Regions from separate parts of the Homo sapiens genome. Here all the other regions are linked to region 1. A link is a loop called in an ENCODE intact Hi-C map of the cell type or tissue named here. Cell type or tissue: PC-3. All regions are shown on one strand. Region 1 has its middle 280 kb from the start of FAR2. Region 2 has its middle 49 kb from the start of PTHLH. Region 3 holds the start of LOC124902907 (a long non-coding RNA gene).

Region 1 (2,500 bases):
GGTCAACTCTTTTTTAAAAAACAATTTTTTTGTAAAGATGGAGTCTCGTTCTGTTGCTCAGGCTGTTCTGAAACTCAGGGACTCAAACAATCCTCCGGCCTTGGCTTCTTAAGGTGCTGAGATTACAGATGTGAGTCTCTGCATCCAGCCCCAGGTCAACTCTTCCTAGGAAAGTACACCAGAGACAACTTGGTTCAGAATAAAACATTACCCATTTCCTTATTTCAATTTTCTTTGTGTCCCTGTAGCACCTACAGAATAGCTAGCAAGTTCACCTAGCAAGTTCTCAATAACAAAGTGTTAAATAAAAGAGCCCATTGCAAGCCTACAGTTTATTAACTTAAGACCCTTAAATTGACCTTAAATGCTTTGGTGAGTGAAGTGGTAGAAAAGACTGATACTGCAGGTATCAAAACCAGTTTTGTGGCAATTATCATATACACAAGGGGAATGAAATGTTATAGTTCAAATGCGGTAACTTGAAAGTTTTATTAATAAAACTGAGCCTGCCAGATACCACCACGTAACTGGAAGTTTTCAAGTGCTCTCCTGGGGGCGTCTCAGCATGGTCAGTGTAAACATTCACTTACATTGAGATTATTGTAAACCACCCTGTGCTGTGAAACTCATCATAATGCAAACTAATTACCATGAGACAGGCACAGTAAGTTTAGTACATCTCATCTCTCCCGTTCTCCTCCTTACGTCCATGCTCCCTTTTTGAAGTATGTAAGAAGGTCTCTATTTTACTTTTTCATCAGTTCTTAGTTCATTACAATGAAACAAACATTACGATGAGCATTTACTATATACTATATACTGGGGATTTCTTGTAATCAAGAAGCTTACTCGGTCCAACAGGTTGGCATATTTTTCATTCTTTTAATGGTCACACTTATTCATTCCTAAATTTGACACTGACTTATAATGATAAATAAATTGACTACCATAGATACTAAAAGAATCATCTGAAATTCAGATTATCCCAATTTCTCCCAATTTCATCCTTTATTTTGACTGGTGGTGTCTAAGTGCATGCAAGACAAGCTCTTTCTCTGTGAATTTCAAAGGGAGTGCACTAGGAAAAAACTTCATGTTTTTTTCTTCTGTAAATCGTCAATTTGGAGGGTTTTTTTGGTACAAATGGAGTCAGAGTGCTTTATTCCCTTGTATCTCTCACATTATGTGGGTTTGTTAACTGCATGAGTCATATGGCTACAACTTTTGAAAATTTCAGACTTAACAATAAACAGTAAGAGAACAGATCTCCTTTATCTCTGGAGCTGGGTATTCCGTCATTTATAGACAGTTGCCCAGAGCTATGAAATGCTGAGTGTGTGAGTGACCAACTAGGGGAGGTGTTTGGAGCAGACATTCACTCCGTCTGTGTCTGTATAATACTTGCCTGAGACCTGTTTATCTTCCATCTCTAACCTCAGCAAATCTGTGTCCGTGACTAGGGAAATGTGGGAGAACTCAAGGGGGCATAAAAATAAAAAGATGATTTCGTTTTATAAGAACATGAAAGAAACTGACATGCTCTGTTGAAGTGCCCAGTAGTTCAGAATGTGACCTTATGTGGAAACAGGGTCTTTGAATGTGACCTTATGTGGAAAAGGGGAAATTGAATGTGGTAATCATTTCTACATTCATTTCCTGGGGCTGCCATTAAAAAGGTACTACATACCAGGTGGCTGAAACAACAGAAATGTATTGTCTCACAGTTCTGGAGGCTAAAAATCCAAACTCAAGATATCAGCAGGACTGGTTGTTTCTGAGGGCACTGAGGGAGAATCTGTTCCACACCTGTCTCCTGGCTTTTGGTAGCATCAGGCATTCGTTGGCTTGTAGATGGCATTCTCTCTGCATTTTCACATTATCTTCCCTCTATATATATCTGTCTCCATGTCCAAATTTCTCCTTTTTATAAAGACACCAGTCATATTGGATTAGGCCCACCCTAATGCTCTCATTTTAACTTGATTACCCATATAAAGACCCTGTTTCCACATAAGGTCACATTCTGAACTACTGGGCACTTCAACGTATCTTTGGGAAAGATAATTCAACCCACAGCAATCACCAAGAAAGTGAAGTGACATGCAGACTTAGAAGCAAACCTAATAAATCTGCATTCTTTAAATAAAAGCCTTGTGGCTCTTCCTCCTCACACAGCTTCAGTCCTTAGACTGACTTGTGCCCGACTTAAATAAGGACTGTGTGTGAACAGAATTTTCTACCTCCTGAGGCTCTGAATATATTTCAAGATAGAACCATGAATTTGTGTATTCATTCCAGGCCAGGTCTGGGGCAATAATTCTAAATCACAGTGCCAAATCTGTTATTAGTTAACTTGTTTTCCAAGCTACTTTTTTATGAGTCTTCATTTTTTGATCTGTCAAATGGGCATGAGTATGTATGTCTTAACTATCCCACTAGAATATATAAACTCTGCAAGTATAGGGATGTTAGTGTATTTTGCTCACTAAAATATTCCAAA
Region 2 (2,500 bases), 850 kb before region 1:
GTTTCAGTCACATGTGATGGATTGGGGACATAGAGGTCAATATTTTCAAGGTACAGAGGAAAGGTACATAATTCTGTTTGCGCACGGAGATACCAGGAAAGGCTTTGGTGAATGTGATGTTCGGACAGTCCCAAATAATTTTTTTATAAAGTGCTTGTCAAGTTTCTTTCCAGTTAGGTTTTATCAAATCACAATGTTGATGTGGTAAAAGATTTACTCCTTCCTTCCATTATCAAACCTATATCAATATTTGTGTTATCATTAAATCTAAAGATATTTTAGAATGCTTAACATTTACCTGCAAGTTGCTTTAATTTACTCAGGTTATATTTGAGGATAATATAGTACAGAAGCTATATAGAGTCTGTTCGTGATCTTCATGCTTTCAATTACATGGAATGACATGGCAGACAAAATACAGACCTTGGAGTCCCATTTAAAAGATGCCTCTGCCACTAACTAAGCTTGGGTGAGTTAATCTTGCTAAGCTACAATTTTCTCAGCGGCAAGACTAGAATAACAATCAAGACATTGCATGATTATTGAAAAAATTAAATGAGAGAATGAACAAAGCATCTGGAATATAATAGGTATTTTGGGAATATAATAGGTATTTTGGGAATAACTATGACTGCTTATTTGCATATTGGGGTTCTCTGTATAGATTTCAGGAGTTCTTTATACATATTAACCTTCTATCCTATTTAATGGAAATGACTGCTGCAACATGTTGCTCTCCTATTTTCAAATTACAGCATAATATCTTTATATTTTACTTTTTGAAACTGAGTTTCACTCTGCCACCCAGGCTGGAGGGTAGTGGCACGGTCACGGCTCACTGTATCCTTGACCTTTCCACCCAAGTGATCCTCCCACTTCCCAAGTAGCTAGGGCCACAGGCACGTGCCACCACACCCAGCTAATTTTTAAATTTCTTGTAGAGATGGGGTCTCCCTATGTTGCCCAGGCTACTTTTAGATTTTAAAAGCTCTATACATTTGTTTTTATTTTCTTTATGTTTTAAAGTTGAATCAGTTATTGTTCCTCTACAATGCTGTTAAATATTAGCATTTCTGATTGTTTTTCTACTGTAAGATAATAGAATTCTTTCAATTACCTGAGATCTATTTGGGTGTATAGAAACTTAATGTTTGACATCACAAATATCAGTTGCAATTTTATATTTTTCTACAATAAAAGCTACTGCCTCAATAAATGAGAGTTCAATGTTGCGAGTGTTTTCTTTCCGGTACCCAAGGCCACAGATTTCCCAAGTAAGACACAATAGATCTGCAGCTTGTTGAGACAGATGAAACCACACACCTGACGTTAAATCAATGAAATCATAGAGGCTGAGATAATATTTACAGAATTAGTCATGTTGACAAACAGTAAGCTCTGTTCGTTATGTATTTACTTGTCATAGACCACTAAAGGAAAAAGTTAATATTTCTTAGAACTGTCTCTATTGTAATCTGAATCTAAAACTTCAAATAAAAATTCTGGTCAATTGCAAAGCCTAACTTACACGATCTGGAAATTTAAATTGTGTTTTTTTGGACATGATTTTGAATTAATATTTATATTTAAGAGCTGAAAGATAAAGGAAGAGTAACCCAATTAAAAATTTGTGTTTTTAACAGGAGAAAACCCTTTTGCAATCTAGCCTTATTTATTTACATGGCCTCATCTCCCATAGCTTTGAACTTTATACCAGAAGTTCTGAAATTTGAAGAGATTTTTCTACCTCATATGCCTTTGAACATGACAGTCCGCTTAGGCAAGTCTTATAATGGACTTTCAATTTTTAGAGGTCTGATCAGCTTCTTATTCTTCTAGACCCAACATAAACACAAAAACTTCTCTAAAACCTTCAGGCATTAATGCCTGACTCTCTCCCTTGGTCACCTGGGGAATTATACACTTTCTCTGTTGCATGAAGCTCATTGCATGTGCCTGGGAGGAGGTATTCATTGATTTTGGAGCAAGGACTCTTAAATCAGACATGGGCTTCAGTCCTAGCTCTTCCATTTATTAGCAGTGCAACCTTGAATAAGTCAAGCAGCCTCTTTATGTCTCAGTTTTCTTACCTGTAAGACGGGGATAACGATAATATCTCATAGCATTGTGAGAAATAAATGAAATGATGCATGTTAAACATCTAGTCCAGTTTCAGACACATAATAAAGACATTGTGGATGCGGGTTACTCTTTGTTTCTATAACTATTACCCCATTAGTTAGCTATTGCTGCAGAACAGATTACCCCAAAACTTGGTGGCTTAAAACAACTAACATTTATTTTCTTAGTTTCTGTGGATCAGAAACCTGGATGCAGATTATTTGGGTGCCTGTGTGTATTAGTCTGTTCTTGCATTGCTATAAAGAAATTTCTGAGACTGGGTCATTTATAAGAAGATAGGTTTAATTGGCTCATAGTTCCATAGGCTGTACAAAAAGCCTAACACTGGCATCTACTTCTGGGGAGGCCTCTGAAAGCT
Region 3 (2,500 bases), 99 kb before region 1:
CAATACTAGGATTGTGTTCCTTTCTGGAAGAGAGAATTTGTTTCTTTGCCATTTGCAAATTCAAGAGGGTTCCCGCATTTCTTGACTCTTGGCTTCCTTTCATGTTTAAATTCAGCAATATGAGTTTCTCATATCACATCAGTCTGATACTGACCCTTCTGCCTCCTTCCCCAACTTTTAAGGACCTTTGTGACTACATAAAACACACTCAGATAATCCAAGATAATCTCCCCATCTCAAGGTTAGCTCATTAGCAGCCTTAATTTCATCTTCAACCTTAAATCTCTTTTCCCATAATAATACATATTTCTAGGTTCCGGGAATTAGGGTGCGGGCATTTTGGGGAGATCATTATTCTTAAGGATCACATTTAGGTGTCACCCCAAGCACATGATAACTCCCCAAGATAAAGTGAATCATGTTCTTCTCAGCTTTATTATTCCACACATAATGGCTACCTCTTTTTTTTTTTTTTTTTTTTGAAACAGAGTCTCACTCTGTCACCCAGGCTGGAGTGCAGTGGCATGATCTCGGTTCACTGCAGCCTCCTCCTCCTGGGCTCAATCAATTCTCCTGCCTCAGCCTTCCAAGTAGCTGGGACTACAGGCACACACCACCATGCTGGGGTAATTTTTGCATTTTTAGTAAAGATGGGGTTTTACCATTTTGGTCAGGCTGGTCTCGAACTCCTGACCTCAGGTGATCCACCCTCCTTGGCCTCCCAAAGTGTTGGGATTACAGCCATGAGCCACTGCGCCTGGCCAATGGCTACCTCTTATTCCATCTCTTAGCAAATTGTGCTGTGATTGTTTGTGTCACCAACTGACACCTTCATTCAGGGGAGCAAGGCCTTTGTTTTTCTTATTTATCTCTGTGTCTTCATTCCTCATCTACTTGCCTGGATTTCCATCAAAGTGTGTAGAAAACAGCAAGCTCTTAATAAAAAAAACTGTTGAGTTAACTGAGTGGAGGAAACAGAATATTGGTAGGGTTCTATGAGTTGGGTAAATTGTTTGCGAAGTGGAAGTGAATTTCAGGGCCATTTGGTGATAGGATAGGAATATATGAATGGAAGTCAGATAAATCTTTATCTTTGGAGACAAGGCTGGGAAATCACACTCAATGAAATAGGCACAAGAATTTAACACCAGGCAATGACTGGAATTTGTGTAATTTTATCTCATACTGTATTGTAATTTAGGAATTGCTTATTTATGAAATTTTGCTTCATTAGGAAGAAAGCCTAAAGTGAAAGTCAGGCTGAATGTACTAACATATCACAAAGAGGTACCATAATGATATGAAGTTGGGAAACCAATAAGTACATTTAGTTTGTTTGTTTTTAAGTATAGGTAACTAACACAAACAAGTAGATAAAAGAACCATCCCTGTTTATTCATCACTCCCAAGGGATATTGGTGTTTTGATTTAGATGATAAGGATAGTTCTGTTTCCTTCATAGTCTGAGCTGTCCCTTGGGTGGAGAAGGTCAATAGGTTGGGTTGTATAAGTATGACGCATATTTCCTTCAAGCAACAATCAATTTCCTTTTTTCGATTTTGTGCTTCCTACACGCCCTCTGATAAATAGTCTGGTCTCCCGGGGGAACCACTCACCAGGAAGGGAGTGCCCTGTTCAGATCTGACCAGTCCTGTTCCCAGCCCTGGTAGTGGTTGGACCACTGAAAATTAAGAAATCTGTGTCCTAGTTAATAGCTGTCTTCATGCGTGTTATTAGAATGAATCAATTTTCCAGAGCCTACTGGGCAGTCTAAGAAATAGAATGTACCTAAAAACATATTGTCCAAGACCAGCCCCTTGCTCATAACCAGCCCAGGAGGATGTAACCCTCTATGAGTCCTGTCTGTACTCAGGTATCTGTCTGTGAGTGCTACTGTGACAGTTAATTTTTTGACTAATATAGTTATACCAGCTAGCTGATGGTGTGATTTCATGTGGCAGGCAATAGATAGCCATTGTACCTTCTTAAATCATTAGGGAAGTAAGCATGGTGAAAGTGGAGCTTCAGAGGGATTTAATCTGACCTTGCTGTGTAGAAAGGATTAAAGGGCTACAAAAGACTGGGTAGTCAGTAAGGAGACTGTGAAAATATTTCCTGAAGAAGAGGCCCTGGAAGAGAGGGATGATGTTTAGACATTATGAAGGAAGAAACTGACCACTACCATGGATGTGGGGTATGAAGAACCAGTATCAGCCTAAGATGACTCTTTGATTTTGATTGTGGACACCAGCGTGTGGCTAATATGACAGAATAATTAATCAGAAACTTAATAAAGGTTTTGGTGGCCCCTAAATTAAAGGTATAAAATAATTTCAAATATAATTGTTTTTTGAAAAAAAGAATGTCAGGTAAACTGTTTTTTCCAAAAGATTTATTAGCAACAACTCATATCAAGGATTAATATCCAAACTTTTGAACTATGATTATCAGTTTCATTTGCTAAGCTCTCATTTGCTTTTTAAAAAATTAATTCATATTA

What was found. Hi-C counts contacts between places; a loop is a spot of excess contacts. Peaks named below come from ENCODE experiments on the same cell type or tissue, not always from the same donor. Only the 100,000 strongest peaks of a DNase experiment are listed, where the experiment ranks them.
Region 2: a loop joins it to region 1, with 6 times the contacts of the local background. A loop is called at or near these places in 2 of 110 quality-filtered maps.
Region 3: a loop joins it to region 1, with 2.4 times the contacts of the local background. A loop is called at or near these places in 6 of 110 quality-filtered maps.

The regions. Positions count from the first base shown.
Region 1 is chr12:28,868,063-28,870,562 of GRCh38, forward strand. No RefSeq gene overlaps it. Among named protein-coding and RNA genes, the nearest start is that of FAR2, 280 kb to the right of the region's middle. In PC-3, no CTCF peak of the experiment used is centred here; a DNase peak (open chromatin) is centred at 1,309; H3K27ac peaks cover 2,104 bases.
Region 2 is chr12:28,020,578-28,023,077 of GRCh38, forward strand. No RefSeq gene overlaps it. Among named protein-coding and RNA genes, the nearest start is that of PTHLH, 49 kb to the left of the region's middle. RefSeq lists an enhancer at 2,462-2,500. In PC-3, no CTCF peak of the experiment used is centred here; a DNase peak (open chromatin) is centred at 1,324; H3K4me3 peaks cover 1,161 bases; H3K27ac peaks cover 2,500 bases.
Region 3 is chr12:28,768,984-28,771,483 of GRCh38, forward strand. All of the region lies in intron 2 of LOC105369711 (a long non-coding RNA gene), which reads right to left. It overlaps LOC124902907 (a long non-coding RNA gene), which reads left to right and starts at 1,816. Exons shown (of 4, transcript XR_007063256.1): 1 at 1,816-1,873. In PC-3, no CTCF peak of the experiment used is centred here; a DNase peak (open chromatin) is centred at 1,558; H3K27ac peaks cover 1,579 bases.